Regions from separate parts of the Homo sapiens genome. Here region 1 is linked to region 2. Evidence: chromatin contacts called from ENCODE Hi-C or POLR2A ChIA-PET data. All regions are on one chromosome and are shown on one strand. Each heading gives the region's core, a stretch centred on a gene start or an enhancer-like site at or near the end of the contact. The rest is flanking DNA. Distances are from core to core; before and after follow the strand shown. Region 1 overlaps SLC41A2 (solute carrier family 41 member 2). Region 2 overlaps CHST11 (carbohydrate sulfotransferase 11).

Evidence for each region. A loop is a pair of places that touch in the nucleus more often than their neighbours do. ChIA-PET counts read pairs that join two places held with the same protein, here RNA polymerase II (POLR2A). Pooled maps may share reads with other maps.
Region 1: a loop to region 2 is called in a map of Right ventricle myocardium inferior, with 3 times the contacts of the local background. The contact joins two enhancer-like sites. A Hi-C loop is called at or near these places in 9 of 168 maps with a recorded cell type or tissue (IMR-90, Right ventricle myocardium inferior, ascending aorta and 3 more), 1 of 37 single-sample maps with no recorded cell type and 11 of 50 pooled maps. POLR2A ChIA-PET finds 5 or more read pairs at or near these places in 1 of 52 experiments (activated CD4-positive, alpha-beta T cell).

What each region holds. Positions count from the first base shown.
Region 1 is chr12:104,854,936-104,862,060 of GRCh38, forward strand. It overlaps SLC41A2 (solute carrier family 41 member 2), which reads right to left. Exons shown (of 11, transcript NM_001352171.3): 8 at 6,356-6,435. Among named protein-coding and RNA genes, the nearest start is that of SLC41A2, 100 kb to the right of the region's middle. Within about 2 kb of position 4,361, at least 2 of the 41 ENCODE cell types and tissues checked have a DNase peak (open chromatin) inside an H3K27ac peak, as active enhancers do.
Region 2 is chr12:104,678,928-104,686,143 of GRCh38, forward strand. The region is part of intron 2 of CHST11 (carbohydrate sulfotransferase 11); the gene reads left to right. Among named protein-coding and RNA genes, the nearest start is that of MIR3922, 91 kb to the left of the region's middle. Within about 2 kb of position 4,149, at least 7 of the 41 ENCODE cell types and tissues checked have a DNase peak (open chromatin) inside an H3K27ac peak, as active enhancers do.

The DNA.
Region 1 (7,125 bases), core at 3,111-5,610, 180 kb after region 2:
TAAGGGGTTATCCTTTCTTTCCAAGGCTACTGTGTGGCCCACCGTTTCATGGGCCTTGCTCCCTCACTATTCACCATCTCTCATGCATCCTTGATCTTTCCTTCTCTATTACTCCTTTGCCTCCTTGCCAACAAACGTACCCACATGTCTCTTCTCTTGGAAAAAGTTCCTCATCTGGACTTCTAAGTGTCATTCTAATTCTTTTCTTTTCATTGTCAATTAATTAATATGAAGTCTAAAAGTGCTACTTCTAAGATGTTTATTGTTTTATACTATTTAATAAATGCAAAAATAATATTTATAAAATACATGTAAGTTACAAAGACTTACACTACAAAAAAACACCCATGTACCCACCACTCAGTTTAAGAAAAGGAATTCATTATCTTTAGATTTGTAGTGCCCTCTGTGCTCTTCCTTAATCCCATATCCTTCCTTCGCTATCAGAGTGACTATGTTTGTGTTTTTTATTCTCGTGCTTTTCTCTGTGTTATTACTACATACATGTATATTCCTAAATACTATATAATTTGGTTTTACGTACCCTTGAACGTTATATAAATGGAATAATTTATCACATAAGTTTCTGAGATTCATCCTTGCTCTTCTGGGACATGTAATTAATCCATTTTTATTGTTAATAACATTCTATTGTAAGACTGTACTTTCATTTATCTAGTCTGCTACTCAACAAAACTGAACTCTCAAATGACTTCCTGATCACTGAATAAACAGTCCGTCTTGAATCCTTCTTGGCTACAATAACATAGCTTTCATCCTCCTTCTAACCAATGCATCTTGAATTCAGAAGCTATTTCAAGAGCAGATAAAAATAGAGACGATAAGGGAGAGGAAGTATGCGATTGGGGATATCTTGTTTGGGACACTGGGTAGCTAACACCGCTAACTGACACAGGAAACACCAAAGGGCAGGTTTGCGGGGAAGAGGATGAGTTCAGTTAGAAGCTTCAGATGTTCCATGTGGAAATATCCAATTTAAAGTATGGATCTAGAAAGGAACAGATGTGTCAAGACTAGGGATAAAGCCATGAAATGAGCCGTATGACAAGGACAAGTTGTTCTCAAACTTTTGCATATATCAAAATCAATTGATGAGTTCTACCTCCGAGCTGCTGATTCAGGCTTAAGCATCTGCATTTCTAATAAGATCCCAAGTGATATTGCTGGTCTGGGGACCACACTTTGAAAATCTCTGGATGAGACAATATTGCCCATAAAGAAGGTGAAAACTAAGAATAGAAGCTCAAGAGCAGGGTCTTGAAGAATACAAAGAGACAGGTAGAAAGAAGGAACCAGTGAAGGAAAATGAAAAAGAATTTTCAGAGAAGCGATGAGAATGGTAGAATTGCAAAAAGGGTATAGTAAATAGTATTAAACAACTGAATAGAATGAAGACTGAAAATAAGTTATTGGATAAAGTAATTAGGAGGTCACTGGAGAGCTTAGTAAAAGCAGTTTTGTAGAGTGAGAAGGAAGAAAAATACTATAATGAGTTGAAAAAATACAGACTACACTTGGGAAAGTTTGATTGTAGAGAGTAGAAGAGACAGAACAGAAGCTTGAGAAGGCAGAGCACTATGGGAAAGGTGACTTGGGATAAAAAACTTGTGCACATTTGTAAGCTAAAGGGAAAAGATGTAAGAGAGGAAGACATGGGAGATACCGGAAAAGTTAAAATAATTGATGGAGTAAGGCTCCCATTGGAATTGTAATGGAATAGTATCCAGGGCACAGGTCAACTAGTCAGTCCTGGGCAAAAGAATCAGCTCTTCTGAGATAGGGGTGAAAGAAGTTAAAAATAGACATTGTTAGAGATACGAACAGAGGTGAAGGGAAAGGAAAGAGCACGCTGGGAGAGACATGCCTAAAGACTCTATTTTCTCTGTAAGCCTGCCCTACAACAAACATTAAAGGAATTTCTCCAGGCAGAAGGAAAATAATACCAGATAAAAACCTGGATCTACACAAAGGAAAGAGTGCTGGAAATATAACTTTATATGATAAAATCTAAAAGATATATTTTTCATTTTTAGTCTCTTTTTAAAAATAACTGAAGCAAAAAATAATAACAATATATTACAGGATTTACTATTTCAAAAAAGTAAAACGTATTTCAAAAAAGAGTACATAAGTAAAACGTATTTCAAAAAAGAGTACATAAGAAAGAGGAGTGGTATTTCAAGTATAGTGACATAAGCTTCTTATCCTATATGTAAAGTGGTTTACTATTGTTTGAAAGTAGACTGTGATAAAAAAGATATAAGCTCTAAATCAATGGTTCTCAAAGTGTGGTCTAGGGGGTCTGAGGAAGGTTAGATCTAGAAATCCCAACACCTAGCTAACAGAAGTACCAGAAAGAGAGACTCACGTTTATGTTAGCATGATAAAGGCTTTAAGAAATCCCGTAGTAGGATGTGGAGAAATAGGAACATGTTTACACTGCTGGTGGGACTGTAAACTAGTTCAACCATTGTGGAAGACAGTGTGGCAATTCCTCAAGGATCTAGAACTAGAAATACCATTTGACCCAGCCATCCCATTACTGGGTATACACCCAAAGGATTATAAATCATGCTGCTATAAAGACACATGCACATGTATGTTTATTGAGGCACTATTCACAATAGCAAAGACTTGGAACCAACCCAAATTTGTCCATCAATGATAGACTGAATTAAGAAAATGTGGCACATATACACCATGGAATACTATGCAGCCATAAAAAAGGATGAGTTCATGTCCTTTGTAGGGACATGGATGAAGCTGGAAACCATCATTCTCAGCAAACTATCGCAAGGACAGAAAACCAAACACCGCATGTTCTCACTCATAGGAATTGAACAATGAGAACACTTGGACACAGGAAGGGGAACATCACACACCGAGGCCTGTTGTGGGGTGGGGGGAGGGGGGAGGGATAGCATTAGAAAATATACCTAATGTAAATGACGAGTTAATGGGTGCAGCACACCAATATGGCGCATGTATACATATGTAACAAACCTGCACGTTGTGCACATGTACCCTAGAACTTAAAGTATAATAAAAAGAAAATAAAAAAATAAAGAAGAATTAACACCAACAACAATAAAGAAATCTCGTAGTAAGCAAGTTTGTTTAACTTAATGTTTAACAAATTTGATTGACCACAGAACTCACTTTTCAAGTTATACTTATTAACATCTCACAGAACTAGTGTTACCATGAAATATATTTTGGAAAATGCCACTAGTTCTGAAAGACATTAATAAATATTAAAAAATATCCTAGTCACAATATGAACACAGATATGCCTTAAACAATGTATGCATTCTTGTAGCTAATAAAACATAAATTAGTAGCTGCATATTTTGAGAAAAAAAAAATCACAGGCTTTAGAATAGACCCGATCTGGTTTTCAATCGTGACTCACCACTTACAAGATAAGAGACCTTAGACAATCTACTGATCTTATTGTGAGGATTATACGACACAACATGTATAAAAAAAACCTGTAAGTTACCTGGTACATAGTGGTAGGTACTCACTAAATAGCAGATAATGATGATAATGATGAAGATAAACAAGAGTCCTTTAAATAGTACATTCCCCAACACATTTTAAATGAAATTCAATTCTCAAAAGTTCCATCTTATTTGAGGAGCATAGAGTAAACCATCTCTATTAATGTTTTTTAAAGAGTGGAATTTATAAGCTCATAGTGTACCACCATGCCCGGCTAATTTTTATAATTTTTGTGCAGACAGGGTTTGGTCGTGTTGCCCAGGCTGGTCTCAAACTTATGAGCTCAAGCGATCCACCTGCCTTGGCCTCCCAAAGTGCTGATAGCCAACTAAGAGGTTTACTTACTGAGATACTAAAAATATATTACTATGAATATCACACAATGCCACAGCACAGACATCCAAGGAGAGCATTTCAGTGAAGCTCTAGAATTGTTTCTTACTTAAGGTAAAACAACTGAAATATGCATTAAAGCCTTATAATAAAAGGGTTATTGTAATTTAAGTTAAATTTCTTACTGAAATGTTGTTTAATATAGCTCTAACAGTCATTATGAGTAATGTTTATGCTAATGAACTCATCCATTAATATTCACAGAAGAGGATCTGAAGAGGAGGGAGGAAAGCAGTAGTTATTCCAGGCAGTGAAAATTAGATGAATCTTTGTAGGGACAATATAAAAACCTAGTTAGAATGATAATGAAAAAATTGCGCATGTCTTTGGGAAACAATGAGTCCAACCATGTACAGAGGGCCTTGAAAGCTAGGCAGAAGAATTCAAATTTGATCTGATAGGCAGGGAAAAAAACCACTGTTAAATTCATCATCTTAGGACCCATGTAATAAAAACAATGTTTAAGAATGACTAGGCTATTAGTGACACTTAATTTGCCTCAAATAGAGAGTGAGTCAGGAAGCCTACTTTATTACTTGAATGATGGCTATATTGAGACATTAGGCTACAAGAGTAAGACATGCTTGTTATATAAATAAATGATTGAGCAAGTGAACTGTGTTAAAGGGCAAGCAGACAATGGCTTGGTCATTTTTCAGTCAAAGAGGATGAAGGACCAGGTTGAAATAGATGGTCCCACAATTTTATGTGTGGGTGACGGGGAGAATGGTGGCATGAAGAGAGAGACCTATAGGGAAAATTTGTTCATTGATATTCTAAAGTGATATAAAAATTAAAATATTCAGTAGAAATTTTAGACATGAAATTAGATTTTGAAGAACTTGCCTTTATATGTCATATATATTTTTTACATATATACATATATACATTTTTTTTGAGACAAGGTCTTGCTCTGTTGCCCAGGCTGGAGTGCAGTAGCGTGATCTTGGCTCACTGCAACCTCTGCCTCCCTCCCAGGCTCAGAAGGTCCTCTTGCTTCAGCCTCCCAAGTAGCTGGGACTACAGGCGTGTACCACCATGCCTGTAAAAATATAATTTTTATATTTTTTGTGCAGGCAGGGTTTGGTCATATTGCCCAGGCTGGTCTCAAACTCATGAGCTTGAACGATCCACTTGCCTTGGCCTCGCAAAGTACTGGGATTACAGGGATGAGCCACCGTGCCCAACTGACATATTTTCTTTTTACATAGATATGCAAAGTAAATTACATTAAATATGTAGTATATCCTGGGACATGTTTTTCCCCAAGTAGAATTACTTTTTAAATTATATTGATCTAGGCTGTACTTAAAATCTACTTTAGTGTTCAACAATGAGAACACATGGACACAGGGAGAACATCACACACCAGGGCCTGTCAGGTGGGGGGCAAGGGGAGGGAGAGCATTAGGACAAATAACTCATGCATGCGGGGCTTAAAAACTAGATGATGGGTTGATAGGTGCAGCAAACCACCATGGCAAATGTATACCTATGTAACAAACCTGCACGTTCTGCACATGTATCCCAGAACTTAAACTAAAAAAAAAAAAAAAAATCCACTTTAATGACAGTCACCCCAGAAGCCGGTAGACTGGATTAAAATGATCTTATTAAATGTAATTCATATATAAATGTCTGTGAATTTAAGTATTATAATTCCCATTTCATAGATAACAAAAAAATATACGACAGATTTTTAAAGGGATCAGCTGAGGACCAATAGATTTTTTTCTTTTATTTTTTTTTAAGACAGGGTCTCACTCTGTTTCCCAGGCTAGCATGCAGTGGCTTATTGTAGCCTCTAACTCCTGGGCTCAGGCAATCCTCCTGCCTCAGCCTCCTGAGGACATACCTGGGACTACAGGTGTGTGCCACCACATCTGGCTAATTTTTGAATTTTTTATAGAGATGGGGGTCTCACTATGTTGCCCTGGCCTCAAACCCCTAACCTCAAGCGACCCTCCTACCTAGGCCTCCCAAAGCACTGGGATTGCAGTCATGAGCCACTGTGCCCACCCCAGATTTTAATGAACTGAATGGATAAGCAATGTTGAAACCCAGCTGTCTCTAATTTATCCACAAAAATTGACAAAAGAAACAACAAAACAATATACAATAGCTGATAATCCCAATGTAAATAATAAACAAAATCTGAAATATATTTTGCCACATTAATCTTAAGTCAGGTATACCTGACTCTCAAACTAGTAGTTCATGATAAGATTAAGAAAGATTACTTTTCAGAAATGTATTCTGCCTGTTGAGACCTGGGAATGTAATTTTCACTGTGAGCAACAACTTGGGGTTGGAGGCAGAATGGTTGGGATGGGAGGACAGACCTCTTGAATCTGAGCCCTAAGACTTCTAATAGTACCTAAGACTAAGAGGATACGAAGATTTGATATTATCATGAAACAGTATATCTAATTCTTACCATTAATAACTGGCGTGTAAACAACAATCCCAACCAAGTTTGGGTCTGATACAGTTGTGTCCAGAATAAGGCCCCCAATGCTGAAAGAGATAAAATTATATAATTTAGAGAAGAGGGAAGAGAACATACTTGAAGTTATTCTGTACATACAGACACCCCTCCTTTTTAAAATAAAATATTCACACATTTTAAAAATAGAGCAAAAATAAAAATATTCAAAGTAAAAATCAATGTCAACAGTAAAATGTTGAAAATAAAACACGGCATAAGCTCTAGCCCCAAATTTCAGAATTCTGATGTCTAAGATATGCTACTTGTGAAAAGAAAAAGCATACGCTTTAAATGCATTAAAATGTCTTGAACAGTATACGAGAAATTATTAACCATGTCTATTTCTGGGGGTGAGGGTGACAGGGGACTGACGGTCATTTTATATCCTTCTGTGCTTATTAATTTTTTAAAACCATGCCATTGATCACTCTTATAATTTAAAAAATAATTTAAAAAAGAGTATGGTTTCATATTTGAAATAAAGCATAAAAGAGGTTATTTTTATTGTATTAAAACTAGATATTGTTAGGATGTGTCTTATTACTGGCAAATTAAAATAATGAGTTATAGCCACAGAAAGAGCTGATCTTGAGAACAGAAATCTGGAAAACTAACATATCGTTATATGGTAGCAAGCCATACACTCTCAATGTGTCAGTGGAACTTGGAGATTTTTCTAAGTTTCCAAGGCCATTATCAACTGGTTAACATCAGTTTCT
Region 2 (7,216 bases), core at 2,899-5,398:
CAGTCTTAGGGTTATTTTAATTTCTCCCGCTCTAGCTCACACAGTCTCGCCGCTATTTTTATCTCTCCTGAGATTCTCCAGACAAAACCAGCTCGTAAGAGGGCACCCATGATGTCGTTGGTACTCAGTAGACATTAGCTGAATGAAGGAGGAGGAAAGGCCACCAACCGACCTGTGAGGGTGGATGTTCCTATCTTCGTAGTACTCAGATGAGGAAACTGGAATTTAGAGAGATTCAGTCCAAGGTCACCTGGCTAGTAAATGATCAAGTCAAGATTCCAACCCAGAAAGTTCCATTTCCAGAAGCCAGTGCTATCTGAGGGAAGTAGAATTTAGCAGTGAGGACTTCAGGACCCCAAATGCCTTCTCCACAGTTTACAGCCCCCACCGGCCAGGAGAGAGGCGAAGGGAGACCGAGGGCATATACGTTTGTCTGTAAACCCGTTGGGAGGGTACCCACCGAGGCCTGGAACCAATTCAGGCCCCGGAGCCTCCGCGTCCTGCTCCATATCCCCCTGAGCCGCAGTCTCCCTTGAGCAGAACTCTGGAGTCAGATCTTCTTCTTTGACCTCCGCCCCGTGTGTGGTTTGAGAAGGAAGAGTTGGGAATGGAGAGAGCCCTCATGCGAAGTCATTTGCTGATGAGACCCCAGCAGCTGGTGAGGGGGGCCAGGCCTGTGTGGATTTTGAGTGGGATTTGTGGCCTGAACATACTGGGGCCGCCGAGCCCCAGCTGCAGGGACAGCCAGCACTATCACCTGCCCTGCAGAGAGCAGGCATCTTTCTTTCCCTTTTGGAAACTGCCATGTGTAATTCATGGTAGAGCACAGAGAAAGACGCAATGGAGCCCCGCCCCATGGAAAATCCTAATTAGCTCCCCACAGGGCTGCCAGAATCATGGCAGGCTCCTCACAGCATCTCTGACTCTTGTCAAAGGGTGGCGGCCCTGACTGTCCAGAGGAAGAGGCCTCCCCACAACAAAACCCCTCTGGTTTGTTTTTGTTGTTGGTTTGTTTTTTTACTGCCCCAGGAATCAGGGTTATCTGCTGGACCACCTTATAATTTGCAAAGCCCCACCAACTGGTCTGCTTTCTTTAGAGTGACTTGAACCTCTGAGCATTCATCGACTCACCAAGCATCAACTGGACTCCTGCTGTGTGCAGGGGTTTTGGGCTAGGCCCCAGGGATACAGCAGTGCATAAGGCTGTGTAATCCTTGTTCTCAAGGGGCATACTTTCTGGTTGAGAGGACGCAGGTGATAGCAAATAGATATATAAGAAGATACAAGGTAGTAATAGCATGAGTGAGCCAGTGGGTGTTGCTCTTAAGCCACGCTCTTGCCTCTCAACACTGGAGTGACATGCAAATGCCATGGGGACATCTCAGGGACATACTGAGGCAGAGAGAAGAGCAAGTGCAAGGGCACCACAGCAGATGCAAGCCTGGTGGCTGGAAGAAGCAAACACAAAGGCTGTGCAAGGAAACCCTGATGAATGTGGGGATGGGGACGGACATGTGGCCAGGCAGGCACACAGGGGCCAATCTGCGGGGCCTGGTCAGACCACAGAAGTAAGGATGTTCTGCTAGGAAGCACCATTGCTTTTGCCTACTGGGCAGAAGTGCAGAAGTGTGGAGCCTCCCACTGGTGTCCTGTCATTCGAGGGTTTATTTCTGCTTATTGGGTCAGTGATTCAGCTCCTGCACCTGCTCCATGTGGGAAGGAAATGCTGTGCACTCAGTAAAGTCAGTTCCTCTCAATCCCTCCTCCTCTGGTATGTGCCCACCCAAACCACGTTTGAAATCATCAGGTCACCCTGACTTTTAACTTATACCACACTCCCCCGGGTTCTCACGTGCAAGCAAAGCTTGACTAGCTGGGCCCACATCTTTGAGTGCCCCGCCCCCCTGTTCCTGCTGTGAGTGAAGGGTTCAGGTGAAGAAGGCATAGATGTTAGGGGCAGACAGATCTTAGGTTTGAATCTCAGTCTTGCCACTTAATGGCTGTGTGGTCTTGGACAAGTCTCTTAAAGTCTCTGGACCTCAATAACACTGGGGATAATAATATCTACTTCAAAGGGTTGTTGTGAGGATGAATTGAGATAATAAATGAAGACATCTAGTGCAAGGCAAGTGCTTGATCAGTTTAAAGGTTCTCTCTTCTTGCAGTCTCTTACCAGCCTGTTGTGGAGTACCTGGAAGGAAAGGTACAACACTTCTCTAGTAACACATCACTGGGTGGCAGTGAGTACAGCTGGGCTGTCTAATGACTTTGTAATGAGTAACTTCATGCATTACCATCTAAATGATAGGATACATAGAAATAGATCATCAATAAAAAGGAATGCAGTACTGATACATGCTACATGGATGAACCTCAAAAACATTATGCTAAGTGAAAGAAATTACTCACAAAAGACCGCATATGATATGATTCTATTAATGTGAAAGTTCCAGAATGGATAAATCTATAGAGACAGAAACTAGATTAGTGGTTGCATAGGGCTTAGAAAGGGCATAGACAGAATCTTTTGGGGGTGATAAATATATTCTAAAATTAGGTTACAGCGATGATTGCACAACTCTGTAAATACATGAAAAACCACTAAATCGTGCATTTTAAATGGATGAATTTTATGGTACATAAATTATATCTCAAGCTGCTTTTTAAAAAAGAGATATAGTTTCATTACTTTCAGAAATAATACAAAGTTTAAAATGACATGCTAAGCCTGGGCAACATGGCAAAACCCCTTCTCTACAGAAAAAAATAAAATTAGCCAGGTGTGGTAGCATGCACCCGTAGTCCCAGTTGCTACTTGGGAGACAATTGAAGTCTGTTTTTCAGTCTGATAGGTCTAGAAACACTCATATACCTCTTTTTTCTTTTTGTCTGTTTTGCTTTTTTTTTTTTTTTTTTTTTTTGAGATGGAGTCTCGCTCTGTCGCCCAGGCTGGAGTGCAGTGGTGCGATCTCGGCTCCCTGCGAGCTCTGCCTCCCAGGTTCACGCCATTCTCCTGCCTCAGCCTCCCGAGTAGATGGGACTACAGGCACCCGCCACCACACCCGGCTAATTTTTTTTTGTATCTTTAGTAGAGACGGGGTTTCACCGTTTTAGCCAAGATGGTCTCGATCTCCTGACCTCGTGTTCCACCTGCCTCGGCCTCCCAAAGTGCTGGGATTACAGGCGTGAGCCACCGCGCCTGGCCTGTTTTGGTTTTTTAAAAAAGACACTGGCATAATATTTTGACAAATGCCGAAATAATATAATGTGGGATTGGGCTCTACTGGAAGTATATATGTTGTACAGCACTGGGAACAGCAAATTCCATCAGGGAGGGACAAAGTGAGGGAACAAGAGTATCAGGAAAGTTTTCTAAAGGAGGTTGCATCTGAGCATGCCGTTGAGGAATAAAAGTGTTCATCTGTCTGGCCAACCGCCACAAACTGAGTAGAGGCAGCAGCACACAAAAGAAAAGATCAGTAATATTCTATAAGCTTTGACCTGCCTGAAGAAACAGCAGCAGCATTTGTTATGGTTGTATTTTAGTTGTGTCCTTGGTGACAAGCAAACCCTCCCTGGCCATCGGACACAAGTGGATCATTGATATCAGTTGACTCCTGGTTACCCCAGTTTTGGTAACACCTGTAATGTCTTGGCCTGGATCTTGGTAGTGAAAGATTTCATCTCTCTGGTGTTTATGGTCTTGTTTTTCACCAAACTGACATTGGGAGAATCTGAGACAGACTAGAGATAGCAATGGTATCCTCCATATGGCATTAGGATTTCACCTGTATGATGTGTTTCTCCTGTGAAGCCACCTCATTGGGAAATAAATTCTGCCCCATGGCAACCGATGTTCAATCCCAGTGACAGCAGCATAGCCCGGCAGAAAGCACTGAGAATCAGGTTCCAGATTTCAACACTGCTCCTGGCCTTAATGAGCCAGCTACCGTAACCGTAGCCACCGATCACCAAGTACCAACCCTGTGTCCAGCCCCACCTGACTCTCTGTCCTTCTTCTCCAGACTTGTCTAATAGGGGTAAACTGTACTTATCTTCACGGGAGTGTTATGCATTCAAAGACAAAAGTGAAGCCACTTTAAAAGATGTACAAACCTCAAAAGGGAAACTAACCTTTGCAGGAAGGAAGAAAGTGTTGAAATGGCAAAAGGGGGCGGGGTCTTGAGCAGGAGGTGGAATGGAGTATGATTGGGCAGGGGGAGAATGTCACCAATGAGCAGGGTTTGACACTTTCAGGCCCAGTATCCACCTGCTCAGTGCGAGACAACCCAGCAGTCAGACAAAACTAAGGCAGAGGCTTCAGCAAAGCTGGACACATGCTAGCTCCCCACCCCAAAACAGAGAGAGAGGGAAAGAGAAATCATTTATATTTATAAAAATCATCAATGTAGTCATCATAGGACCAGTAAGAAATGAGGCCGGGCTTATACTTACTTTATGGTTTCACCTTATTTTCACTTCGAATCACATTTTGGAGGTGGCCCTATGGTTTTGTTAGGGTTTCAGACCTCTAAAGGTCTAAATCCAGCTGTGGCTACACTGAACAATTTTCCTGTAGTGGTTGGGAGCAACTTTGTGGGGTTGAAATATGGTATTCAGAAATATGGATAGATTTTCCCAGGAAATAGTAAGATATGAGATTCCCCTTTCAGCCACCCCAGAACTGATCACTCTCATGGGGCAGATCTTTGATTTGCCGACACCAGATTACCCACCTGCAAAGGAAAATTTTTAAAAATCATGCTTTGAACATTTTTCTTTGACATTTGAATTGTATCAATTGTTACATCCCTTGGGCGCATTGCCGGGCAGTGAGTAGATGCCAAGAACATCTACCAGGATGAATGAAGGAATCTGTCGGTGAATAAATGAATGTGGGAGTGAATGCATGCATTCACATCTATGGGAAAATTCACTATGATTAGATTCACCTCTGAACTCAGTTCCATCATGCTAGCATCTGTTAGCCAAGTAACCTAAGCTAGAGAGGCCTGGAGTCCTACCAATTCAGTGGATTAGAAGGGCAGAGAGGTGAAAGAATGTTCCCTTAATGCTTAGCACTTGACTGTAAGTGCACACTGCTGGCAGAATAGTCAGCAGTGGAAATGAGGGAGGAGCGAGGAGATGCGGCAGAACTAGCAGCGGGGCAGAGCTCCAGATCCCCAAGATGGTGGCATTATTTATGAGAAAGGACTCCTCTTGCAAAACTGTGCGTAGACGCATGGGTGTGGCTCTTCCCCCAAAGGACTGGCTTTCCTTTCCTTCCTTCTTGAAGGATTACAGAATAAATAGGAATTGGTACAAAATGTGGATGGATGGATGGATGGATGGATGGATGGATGGATGGATGGATGGATAGATGGGTGAGTGAGTGGATGGATAGATGGACAGATAGGTGGATGGATGAGAGGACATCTACACAGGGTGGTGAAAAGAGCATTGGCCTTGAATGGCAGAGCTACTCAGCTTCTTTGAGCCCAACTCTATCATCTGTAAAAAGGGGATGGTACACCCTGCCCCTCCATGGCTCCAAAGGCTATTAGAAAGCTCAAACTGAAAGCCAAGACACCTTTGTTTTGTTTGATATGGTTTGGTTTGGTTTGGTTTGGTTTTGTTAGAGACGGAGTCTCACTCTGTTACCCAGGCTGGAGTGCAGTAGCGCGATCTCAGCTGACTGCAACCTCTGCCTCCCAGGTTCAAGTGATTCTCCTGCCTCAGCTTCACAAGTAGCTGGGATTACAGGCATGCACTACCATGCCTGGCTAATTTTTTGTATTTTTAGTAGAGACAGGGTTTCACCATGTTGACCAGTCTAGTCTCGAACTCCTGACCTCAAGTGGTCTGCCCGCCTCGGCCTCCCAAAGTGCTGGGATTACAGGCATGAGCCACCACCACACCCAGCCCCAAAACACCTTTGTTCAGTCAAGGTGCTCTGCAGCTATAAGGAATTATTTTCTATGCAACCTCTTCCCTCCAAAGACTGCCTCTAATCCCCCATGCTGCAAATATATTATGATTAAAGTGCAAGAGTAAGTCAAAATCTTAGTAAACTCTATGATCACTTTGGCATTCCTCCAACAAACTCTGCATGGATTTTGTTCCTCCTCTCAGCTCCCAAGCAATTTTTCTTACATTGGAGGTTGCCAAGATTTTATGGCTATTTGGTTATCTTATCCATCCAGATGGTTAGCATTAATTTATGCTGAAGTAAATCTGCAAAACCTCATCTGTCTCATTGCTCCAGAAGCATTAGGTGTAAGGCCTAAAAAAATCTTAATATATAGCCTCCTGAGAGGGCTGAGGTGCGATGTTACTGCATGCTTTTTATTCAATTTGGCTTGAAATTCTGCTCTTCTATCCCTTGATATTTATATATAAGCAAATTAGGTTGTTTGGTATAAGAAACCTAAACTTATTTTATGACTTTTAATGCAGATGCTCATCTCAAGTTACACAGGTGCTTTTTATTGAGAAAAGTTATACCATGATTTATACCAATGATAAATTTTGAACACCTTTTCTCCATTTTTGAATATTCATCATTAAGACATAATGTATGGGTTGGCGACCAGGGATTCAAATACTCATTAAATGTGTGACCTCAGGCAAGTCTCTCAGCCTAGTTGAGCTCCATTTCCATCACCTAGATGAACACTTGCCTGTAGGACTACTGTGAGGATTATATGTTTAATGTATGTGGGGTGCTTGGCACATAATAGCACTTAATAAATGCTATTAGGGACTATTCTTGTTATGGTTGAGCCGGTGAAGAATTTTGTGTGAGAGATTGTGTCTGGACTTTCATTTGGAGCAAGTTAGGTCAAAATAACAGCTCCTGGCACTGCTGGTGCTGAACATGTGTTCTCTGCCTATTCCCTTGCTGAGACATGAATTATTAATATTTTATGCCATTTATTCCTGTGCTATTTGGGGACTTCTCTGGCAGACTCTGGTGTTTTCTGATGGTTCCAGAAATTCGTGCAAAACATTTCTATAGGCTGGGCACAGTGGCTTACACCAATAATCACAACACTTTAGGAGTTCAAAGTGGGAGGACCACTTGAGGCCAGGAGTTTGAGACCAGCCTAGGCAGCCTTAGTGAGACCCTCATCTCTACGAAAACATTTTTAAAAAATTAGCTGGGCATGGTGGTGCATACCCGTAGTCCTAGCTACTCAGAAGCCTGAGGCAGGAG